2 separate regions of the Homo sapiens genome follow, and region 1 is linked to region 2. A link is an interaction called in ENCODE POLR2A ChIA-PET data of the cell type or tissue named here. Cell type or tissue: OCI-LY7. All regions are shown on one strand. Links, peaks and the distances in the headings refer to the core of each region. The heading gives the core; the rest is flanking DNA. Region 1 has its middle 28 kb from the start of IGF2BP3. Region 2 overlaps IGF2BP3 (insulin like growth factor 2 mRNA binding protein 3).

Region 1 (5,388 bases), core at 105-5,104, 68 kb after region 2:
AATCTGCCTGCCTCAGCCTCCCAAAGTGCTAGGATTACAGGCGTAAGCCACCACGCCTGGCCCAAAGTTTTTTCTTATTTGTAATAGCTTGTGAAGATATATTTTCAGATTATATAAATTCCTTGTTATTCCTTTTTTTTTTTTTTTTTTTTTTTTTGAGACGGAGTCTCACTCTTGCCCAGGTTGTAGTGCAGTGGCACGATCTTGGCTCACTGCAACCTCCGCCTCCCAGGTTCAAGCGATTCTCCTGCCTCAGCCTCCCAAGTAGCTGGGACTATAGGTGTGTGCCACCACACCCGGCTAATTTTTTATTTTTAGTAGAGACGGGGTTTCACCATGTTGGCTAGGCTGGTCTTGAACTCCTCACCTCAGGTGATCCACTGGCCTTGGCCTCCCAAAGTGCTGGGATTACAGGTGTGAGCCACCACGCCTGGCCTATTCCTGAAATTTTTATGTACTAGTTTTAGTACCAATCAGAGTCTTGCCTTATCAACTATTATTATCATGGTTGCCAAATAACATATAGTTTTTTTACATTTATATATTAACCCACCTATAATTTGTATTGTTGTAATATTGTATGAAGCAAGAGTCTAAATCTATTTTCTTCCAAATAGCCATATACCATTCTTTACTGATCTGTCATTTTCCCATAAAAATAAAATGCTACCTTTATCATTTAAGTATGTATGTTTTCTTTCCTTTTTTGAGACAAGGTCTCATTCTGTCAGCTAGGCTGGAGTACAGTGGCACAACCATGGCTCACTGCAGCCTGGATCTCCCAGGCTCAACTTACACCTCATCCTCCTAAGTAGCTAAGACTACAGGTATGCACCACCAAACCCAGGTAATTTTTTATTTTTTGTAGAGATGGGGATCTCAGTATGTTGTCCAGGCTAGTCTTGAACTCCTGGGCTCACGTGATCCTCTTGCGTTAGCCTCCCAAAGTGCTGGGATTACAGGCATGAGCCACCACGCCCAGCCCATGTAAGTTTTCATAGGTACTTGGATCTAGTCTGGACTCTATTCCTGATTGTTTATTCATTTCTAAGTACATTCTTCCATGTGACCTTTGGTACTATTTCATTGAACTCCCCGCCCCCAGCCCCAAATCTTGTAGGGACTACTATAAACTGTTTAATAAGAACTTTCCCCTTCTGTGTGGGAATTTGGCCTTTCATTAAATTTCTAGTTGTTTCTCTGGCACCCTGATAAGGCTAGTATGTCAACTGTGTTACAACATTGCTTGTGGTAAAAATGATTTGACTGGTAAATTGCGTCTTCACTGGGAGAAACTAAAGTATCCAATGGAGACCCTACATCTTAAGTGCAATGACATAAGAGGCATATGTCTCAGGAAGCTTAGAAGCTATGCCTGTGGGTAACAGGTCATAAAACTTTTAAAACCAGGTGTCTTGTGCACTTGCGTGATGTGGATCTCACATCTCAGACCTAAGTTGTATTGCTGCGTGAACTGCTACAAGGATCCCTGTGGAATGCCTGGCACTGCCCTACTTGCTGCATCCTATCCTGTATTTTTCTAAGTGAATATGCCAAATGTGGACTAACGGTTTTCTAAGTCTGAATGTTTAACTTAAGACACCCTGCTGAACATAGCATTCTCACTCTAACTCCGTGAAGTGCACAATAATATACATTTGAAGGTAAGGATTGAAATATTTATAGTACTAGGTTTTCCCATACAGTAATATGAATTCAGGATACATACATAAAAGACAACAAATGTTTTTCATTTTCTTCATTTGAGCTTTGCACTTTAATAACAAATTTAGTAATTTGTTATTAAAAAATAGTATAAACTCTAAATTACCTTAAGAACAACCAAAGCATACAAATCGTACTTTAAAATGTTAAATTTTGGCCAGGCACGGTGGCTCATGCCTGTAATCCCAGCACTTTGGGAGGCCGAGGCGGGCAGATCACGAGGTCAGGAGATCGAGACCACCCTGGCTAACACGGTGAAACCTCGTCTCTACTAAAAATACAAAAAAATTAGCTGGGCTTGGTGGCGGGTGCCTGTAGTCCCAGCTACTTGGGAGGCTGAGGCAGAAGAATGGCATGAACCTGGAAGGCAGAGCTTGCAGTGAGCCAAGATCACGCCACTGCACTCCAGCCGGGGCGACTGAGTGAGACTCCGTCTCCAAAAACAAAAACAAACACAAAAAACAAAAACAAAAAAAGTTTTATTAAAAGTTTGATTACAAATATATGTGTATGCCTTTACAAAGGTTTGAAACTTTGCCTACATTCATTGTTGAAGGAAATGCTACATTTCAGCTGGAAGTTTGTGAAAATAATGTATCAATAGCTTTGTTAGTATTTGAAAATAAATCCAGCTGGGCATGGTGGCTCACATCTGTAATCCCAGCAATTTGGGAAGCTGAGGTGGGTGGATCACGAGGTCAAGAGATCGAGACCATCCTGGCCAATTGGTGAAACCCCATCTCTACTAAAAATACGAAAAAAGTAGCTGGGAGTGGTAGCGCGCGCCTGTAGTCCCGAGCTACTCGGAAGGCTGAGGCAGGAGAATCGCTTGAACCCGGAAGGCAGAGGTTGCAATGAGCTGAGATTGCGCCACTGCACTCCAGCCTGGGCCTGGCGACAGAGTGAGACTCCATCTCAAAAAAAGAATATAAATCCATATCCCTTTTAAGTTTTTAAAAAAGAACATTTTCCATTGTGACTTTTTTTTTCTTTTTCTTTTTTTTTTTTTTTTGGGACAGAGTTTCACTCTTGTTACCCAGGCTGGAGTGCAATGGCGTGATCTCAGCTCACTGCAACCTCCACCTCCCGGGTTCAAGCAATTCTCCTGCCTCAGCCTCCCGAGTAGCTGGGATTACAGGCATCAGCCACCATGCCCAGCTAATTCTGTATTTTTAGTAGAGACGGGGTTTCTCCATGTTGGTCAGGCTGGTCTTGAACTCCAGAGCCCGGGCGATCTGCCTGCCTCGGCCTCCCAAAGTGCTGGGATTACAGGCGTGAGCCACCACGCCCAGCCTATTGTGACATGTTTGCACTTGATATTCTTGTGAATGTCAAATAGAATGGTTAACTTATCTGACATTATCAGGGATCCCAGTGTTCCATATCAATGAATTTTCTTTTTTTATTTGGAGACAGAGTCTTGCTGTGTTGCCTAGGCTGGAGTGCAGTGGCATGATCTCGGCTTACTGCAACTTCCGCCTCCCAGGTTCAAGCCATTCTCCTGCCTCAGCCTCCCAAGTAGTTGGGACCACAGGCGCATGCTACCACACCCGGCTAATTTTTTGTATTTTTAGTAGAGACGGGGTTTCATCGTGTTAGCCAGAATGGTCTCGATTTCCTGACCTCGTGATCCGCCTGCCTTGGCCTCTCAAAGAGTTGGGATTACAGGCGTGAGCCACCGCACCCCACCATAAATGAATTTTTAAGGCAACTTAAGCACCAACACTTTAATGATAATTAAACTGCCATTTTTCTTCCCTCATTACACAGATTACTAAAAGTGATTTTTAACCTTTGTTAGGGTTGTCACGATTATTTTCAGCCTAGATCCCTTCTGTCACACTGCCCTTACACTTTAGCTCTTTAAATTACTCCTCTATCCTCATTCATCTATGCAAATATTTACTGGACATCTACTCCATGCCAGGCACCATTCTGTGCAGCAGTCACAAAGCAAGGAAGTTACCTCATTGGTTACTTAATCATTTTACAACTTTCAAATTGCAGAGTACACCAGGAACAGTTATGTAGCAACAAACTACATATATGTGGATTTTTTTTTTTGATATACATACTTGAAACTATACCCATTAAACACTAACTCCCCATTTCCTCTCTCTGTATATACTTTGAATTTTTCCTAATGATTGCAGCCATACTCCGTAACAGTCTAAAACTAGTACCTCAATTACCCATGTATCCATTCTCTCACCTCTGACGGGTGAATAGGATAGTCATTTTAAAATAATTTTGTGTTGTAAATAATTGAGTATATAAGCTTATTTTCCTTTGTATAACTCCATCTTTTTTTTTTTTTTTGAGACAGAGCCTGGCTCCATCACCCAGGCTGGAGTGTAGTGGCACCATCTTGGCTCACTGCAACCTCCACCTCCTGGGTTCAAGCAATTCTCCTGTCTCAGCCTCCCAAGTAGCTGGGACTACAGGCGCCTGCCACCATGCCTGGCTAATTTTTGTATTTTTAGTAGAGACGGGATTTCACCTTGTTGGTCAGGTTGGTCTCGAACTCCTGACCCCAGGTCCACCAGCCTCGGCCTCCCAAAGTGCTGGGATTACAGACATGAGCCACTGCGCCTGGTAACTCCCATCTTTTTTTAAAAAATAAAAAAAGGCCTCCCCCACATTTATTTATTTATTTCAGATAGAGTCTTGCTCTATTGCCCAGGCTAGAATGCAGTGGCATGATCTCAGCTCACTGCAACCTCTGCCTCCTGAGTTCAGGTGATTCTCCTGCCTCAGCCTCCTGAGTAGTTGGGATCACAGGCATCCCCAACCATGACCAGCTAATTTTTGTATTTTTAGTAGAGACGGGGTCTCGCCATGTTGGCCAGGCTGGTCTTGAACTCCTGACCTCAGGTGATCTGCCAACCTTGACATCCCAAAGCGCTGGGATTACAGGCATGAGCCACTGTGCCCAGCCTTGTTTTCTATATTCATTACTCCTATGGATGTTACACTTCTTTTTTTTTTTTTCCAATTATTGAGCAGCTTCCCTAGCCAGAGTATGCTCAAAGACTCCTCCCCTGATCTTTTAATGTCAATAAGTATCTGAATTGTTTCATAGAATAAAAATATGCACTAGTTTTGACCATTTGATTCATTTAATTTTAACTTAATTGGGAGGGAAAAAGAAAATTCATACTAAAAACCCAAAGCATTAAGTGTGACATCAGGGATAGGAATACATTAAAATGCTGGGCTTTTAATTGCCACAGCAAAGCAATATGTATTTGTGTGTAATAGTTCAAGTTGCTGTGCAATTCAAACTGTTCTCGGTGGCTCATGCCTGTAATCCCAGCACTTTGGGGGGCCAAGGTGGGTGGATCACCTGAGGTCAGAAGTTCGAGACCAGTCTGGCCAACATGGTGAAACCCCATCTCTACTAAAAACACAAAAATTAGCTGGGTGTGGTGGCACATGCCTGTGATTCCAGCTACGGGAGGCTGAGGCAGGAGAATCACTTGAACCCGGGAGATGAAAGTCGCAGTGAGCCAAGATCGTGCCACTGCACTCCAGCCTGGGCAACCCATAGCGCAAGACTCCGTCTCAAAAAAGAAAAAAAAAGTTCTAACATTGATAAGCAATGACAGCCTAAACAAGCAAGGGCCAGGCTTGGTGGCACACAGATCTACTCTTGAGGGCAAA
Region 2 (5,388 bases), core at 163-5,162:
GCACTCCCGCCTTAAGAGACAGAGTGAGACTCCATCTCAAAAAACAAAAAAAGCCAGAAGCAATGGCTCATGCCTGTAATCCCAGCACTTTGGGAGGCCAAGGCAGGCAGATCACGAGGTCAGGAGATTGAGAACATCCTGGCTAACACGGTGAAACCCCATCTCTACTAAAAAGTACAAAAAATTAGCCGAGCATGGTGGCATGCGCCTATAATCCCAGCTACTCAGGAGGCTGAGGCAGGAGAATCGCTTGAACTCGGGAGGCGGAGGTTGTAGTGAGCTGAGATCGCACCACTGCACTCCAGCCTGGGCGACAGAGAGAGACTCCGTCTCAAAAAAAGAAAAAAATATTATTGGCTTCTCTTTGATGCTGTATAAAAGAAAAAAAAAATATATATATATAATATATATTTTTAAAAATTAATGGGTATGGTGGTACATACTTGTAGTCCCAGCTACTTGGGAGGCTGAGGTGGGAAAACCGCTTGGGCCCACGAAGTTGAGAGGCTACAGTAAGCTATGACTATGCTACTGCACTCCAGCCTCAGCAACAGAGCAAGCCTCTTTTTCTTTTTTTCTTTTTTTTAGGGGGAAAAAAAAAAAAAGGAGTCCAAAGATATTATTTCAAATTTTTCAGAATAACATGTTAGGGACCTGACATTGCCCAAAGACAATCAAATATTTCATTCCTTCAGTATCATTATTAATTCAGAGTCATACATATTTTGCTTGTATCAATCTTTTTTGATGCTCAAATTGTCCCATCTTTGGCCAGCAAAACGGCTTCTTCATGTTAGCTCCTTCATCTTTTGATGTGACTCCAATAATATTTGTGAGCATTTCTGCTTTCTGTTATGACGTGATATTCTAGGTTTAGCTTGTATGTTTCTTGCCCCCATCTATAATCAGCCTTATCAGCATGGATCCTTGATCCCTTTTAGTCAGAAAAAGTACAGAGAGACTACAATCTGGTCACTAGAGGCACTCATTAGATTGGTTATTGCTTCCAAGCCAGAGCTAGAAAATACACTTGGAAAGAAAATAAACCATGGGTTCATACTGATTATTTCCAACTCAGATTTTGGATGACTGGAATTTCACAGAAAGTCTCTTATATTTGCATATTTTCTTCCACTAAAAAATCTGACAAAAGATAGAAATAAGAACCCAAAAAAGTGCTTTATGTTTATTTTCTCATTTAACCCTCAGAGTTGGCATTTTACAGATTAGGAAACAAAGGCAGAAGTAATTTAATTTGTCTGAATACACACACAGCTACTGTGTGGCAGGGTCAGCATATGTATTTGAGCATTCTGGCCACAGATTCTATCCTCCTAACCATACTCTAGTCGGTCTTACTGATTTCACTTATAATCCAACCAACAGCATAACCATACCAAATAACTTCACAAAAAAGTATAGATTGCACATGAAATTCAAAAGATAAAAATATATGCTAATCCTAAGCAATATTTTCCCTTTACACCTTAGCTTTAAACCACAATAACTTACATATGGCGACTCAATATTGAAATTAAGTGGACAAGCTTACATATTAATACCAAGAAAGAAGGAAGAGAGGAAAGGCAACTATGAGGAAAACACAACTACTCAGTTGTCTCAAGCATTACAAAGATTATATACATAGGCACCTCAGGTACTTCTGAAGCTAGTCATATCAAGTCAAGTCCCAATGCAAGACACAAAACTGTATTAGACCTGCAACCTTTCATCCAAATTACCTGTAAGTCCTGGATGCACCTTTAACTTATTCCTCTGGAAAAGGCTCTGTCTCAGCCCCTTCCTTCTACCAATGCTTACATACAAATCAAGTGGGAATCACTGCTTCCCTGCTTTATAAGACAGATACTGACATAATGCTGCTAACACCAGCTGATGACAGAAGGAGAAAACCAAGTCTAACTTGTAACATGTTCTTCTTTGCCTCTTTTTTTTTTTTTTTTTGAGATGGAATCTCGCTGTCACCCAGGCTGGAGTGCAGTGGCACGATCTCGGCTCACTGCAACCTCCACCTCCCGGGTTCAAGCGATTCTCCTGCCTCAGCTTCCTCAGTAGCTGGGATTACAGGCGCGCGCCACCATGCCCAGTTAATTTTTTGTATTTTTAGTAGAGACGGGGTTTCACCATGCTGGCCAGGCTGGTCTCGAACTCCTGACCTCGTGATCCGCCCGCCTCGGCGGGATTACAGGCAGGAGCCACCGCGCCCAGCTGCCTTATTTCTTATGCAAAAAAACTGGAACACAAGGTTCGGATTTGGACTGGTATTTTCAAGTAAAAAGCCAAGCCTTATGGCTCAAAGCAGTCTAGCATGGGCTTTCCAACCCGCCACTTGGTGGCACTCTGTACCGGCTGCAAATTTTCATTCCAGCTGTGCCGAACTAAACCTATGTCCAAAGAGGACTTCATTCAGCCTGGCTAATTTCAATATGGCTATACTGTAATTACACCTATTCTTTCTTGGTTTATACAGTTAAGAATCAGCTCTTTAAAAGGTCAACCTCAATTTTCAAGAAGTTTAATACTGTACTCCAAGCAAATACTTGGGAAAATGATCAGTCTTACATTCCTGGTCTATATGTCAACTGGCATAACTCTGCCTCATTGCTGACTTGGCAGTGTCTTATCCTCTAACTCAAGAATTATCTTTCTTACATCATTTCCTTAGGTAAAGTTGTAACACGCTCAAAGGCTTAGCTGTCTGTAAATAGGGAGAACTAGGAAGAACTTAGAGGTCCAGGAAAAAGGGATTCAATTACAATACACAGAATGAAATCTCATGGAGATATTATAAATATGAAAGAATATTTAATGAAGACATGCGCTTATGACACTGTTCACTGAAAAAAGTGCATCACTAAAAGAGAACATGGAATATGATCTCATTTTAAAATACGTGGTTTTATCACAAAAAGAACATTCCAACCAGGAACAAAATGTACATATCTGTACATACACACATACACATGAACATTAACAGAAGTAAGGAAGAGAGAGCATTACGATACTGACCGTGATGAGCACTGGCTGGTAGAATCATCTGCAGTTTTCCATTTCTTCTAGCTTTTGTGTTTTATAAAATGAACTTTACTAGTTGTTGAGGGAAAAATAAGCTATTGTTTCTAGCCAGCAGCATAATATCAGAATGAACCAAGAGGAAAACAATTCTAGATTCTAACAGTTCTAACTAGTTCTGTGACATCAGTTCTCCATCCCCCTATAAAATTCCTATAGATTTTATAGTTTAGCAGAAGAAACTAGATACTTTAGGTCAGTCTTAAATAAGTATCTGTAAAAGTGGAAAGGAGGAAACATAACTTAGGAGTAACACAGGTAGACCCAGGTCAAAAATCCCTATGAAAGATGGCATTGCATCTAGTGGATTAACAGAGGGTCACAGGTACACTAAAGAAAAGCATACTTCCTGCAACAGTTAAAAAGAATGCCAGATTCTAGTGAACTGAACAGGAGGAAGGAAGGGGGAAAAAAAAAAGATTACAAGGTCCCCTACACCGTAAAATAAAGAGATGTCCTTCAATTATGGTCCGAGAACCACCTATGTTAGAATCACCACAAGGGACTAACTAAAATGCAGATTCCAGGGCCCCAAAACAGACTTAAATCGTAATTTCTGGGGGTGGGGCAGGGGAACTTGGCCCCTCCCCCGCCAACCCACACACACACATTCTCTCTCTCTCTTATGGATTGGTGGCCACTGTGGTATAGTTAACAGGGCGAGTCTCAAAGGCAAAATTACTTGTTTTATTCACTGTTGCACATTCCACTGGTTAACAGATTGCTTAGCTCATCTCAGGCAATTATTCAATATTACTTAAACAATGAGCAAGGGAACAAAGTCTCTTTACATCACAGTTCTAAGTGAGAATCTAAACATGGTTTTTTCCATTATCCCCAGCTCCCAGATCTCCATGGTAACAGCTATGTTTTAGTCCCGTTAACTAAAACAGAGGTATATTTTATCTTTTACATTTGCACACGTTATCTCCATCTATGTAGAACAGAGTCTGACAGCCAGACGTGCATGGATGAAAACTTGACTGACGCCATGAGTATGCACTAGAAGAGTCCAAAAAAGACTGAATGTTTTTCTACGTACTCTCTTACTACTATTGTTTGCTTGCATTTACACACTGCTATGTCTTTCTTTTAGAAGATTAAATGTTCCTTGAAGAAACATAGTCAAAGTTTTTATACTTCCTTAGGACATGTGCAAGTTAGGAAAACCTAACACTGTTCGAAAGACAATTGATACAGGCACACATCATCACACTGGGCCTTTGTTTTACTTCTTAATGTGACTACTAGAAGGGCACGCACATCTTAATGTAGAATGTCAAACAGGAAAAAAACAAACAAACAAAAAAAACAGGGCACAAACTAATCCTTGATCCCTAAATAACCAAAGATTTTTATAGTCTTCATACTGAGATTTTAACTAAGTAAATGTGCTTCATTTTTTAATTTTTTTTTTTTTTTGGTGGAGAGAGGGTCTTGCTCTGTTGCTCAGACTGGAGTGCAAACGGCATGATCTCTGCCCATTGCAGCCTCAACCTCCGAGGTTCATGAGATCCTCCTGCCTCAGCCCCTCAAGTAGCTGGGACTACAGGCATGCGCTACCGCACCCAGCTAATTTTTGTATTTTTCATAAGCTGTGGTTTCACCACGTTGCCCAGACTGGTCCTGGGCTCAAGCAATCCACTTGCCTCGGCCTACCAAACTGCTAGGATTACAGGCATGAGCCACTGCGCCCAGCCTGTATATGTGCCTTTAAACTAAAAAGTCACCACCAGTATTACAACCACAGAAACACACGCAGTTGAACAGTTACTATTTAAATAAAAGCCTCACTGCCTGTATGACCTAAAAGCATAGCTCTTTCAAAAGTCTTAATATTAACACAATATAGTAAATTGTACTTATCTTCCTAAAAAATTAGAGTGGTAAGAAAGGAATAAAGAACTTGGATATAAAACCTCTAACATGCTTGAGTAGCACTGAAAATTAATTATTCCCATACTTTTCCATAGCTAAAACTAGTTTTATAAATATCATTATATTTTTTTCCCAGCAACAAGATATTTTTAAACAGTGATTTTTAGAAACCGTACATCTTAAGCTGCTCTGTCCAATAAAGAAGCCACTAGCCACATGTGTCTAACTACTTGAAATGTGGCTAGTCTGAATTGAATCGTTCTGTAAGGATAAAATACATACAGATGTTGAAGATTCAATACCAAAAAAAGCAAAATTTCTCAACAATTTATTATACTGTTACATTTTAGATATATTAGGTTGTATATAATAACTAATTTTTTTTTTTTTTTTGAGACAGGGTTTTTGCTCTCTCGC

What was found. ChIA-PET counts read pairs that join two places held together with the same protein. Peaks named below come from ENCODE experiments on the same cell type or tissue, not always from the same donor. Only the 100,000 strongest peaks of a DNase experiment are listed, where the experiment ranks them.
Region 1: POLR2A ChIA-PET joins it to region 2 with 6 read pairs; 7 of 35 experiments call an interaction of 5 or more read pairs at or near these places.

What each region holds. Positions count from the first base shown.
Region 1 is chr7:23,496,286-23,501,673 of GRCh38, forward strand. No RefSeq gene overlaps it. Among named protein-coding and RNA genes, the nearest start is that of IGF2BP3, 28 kb to the left of the region's middle. In OCI-LY7, for the core only: no CTCF peak of the experiment used is centred there; no DNase peak of the experiment used is centred there.
Region 2 is chr7:23,428,139-23,433,526 of GRCh38, forward strand. The region is part of intron 2 of IGF2BP3 (insulin like growth factor 2 mRNA binding protein 3); the gene reads right to left. Among named protein-coding and RNA genes, the nearest start is that of SNORD65C, 34 kb to the left of the region's middle. In OCI-LY7, for the core only: CTCF peaks have their summits at 989, 2,360 (motif pointing right) and 3,294; DNase peaks (open chromatin) are centred at 2,353 and 3,493; H3K4me3 peaks cover 1,038 bases; H3K27ac peaks cover 1,379 bases.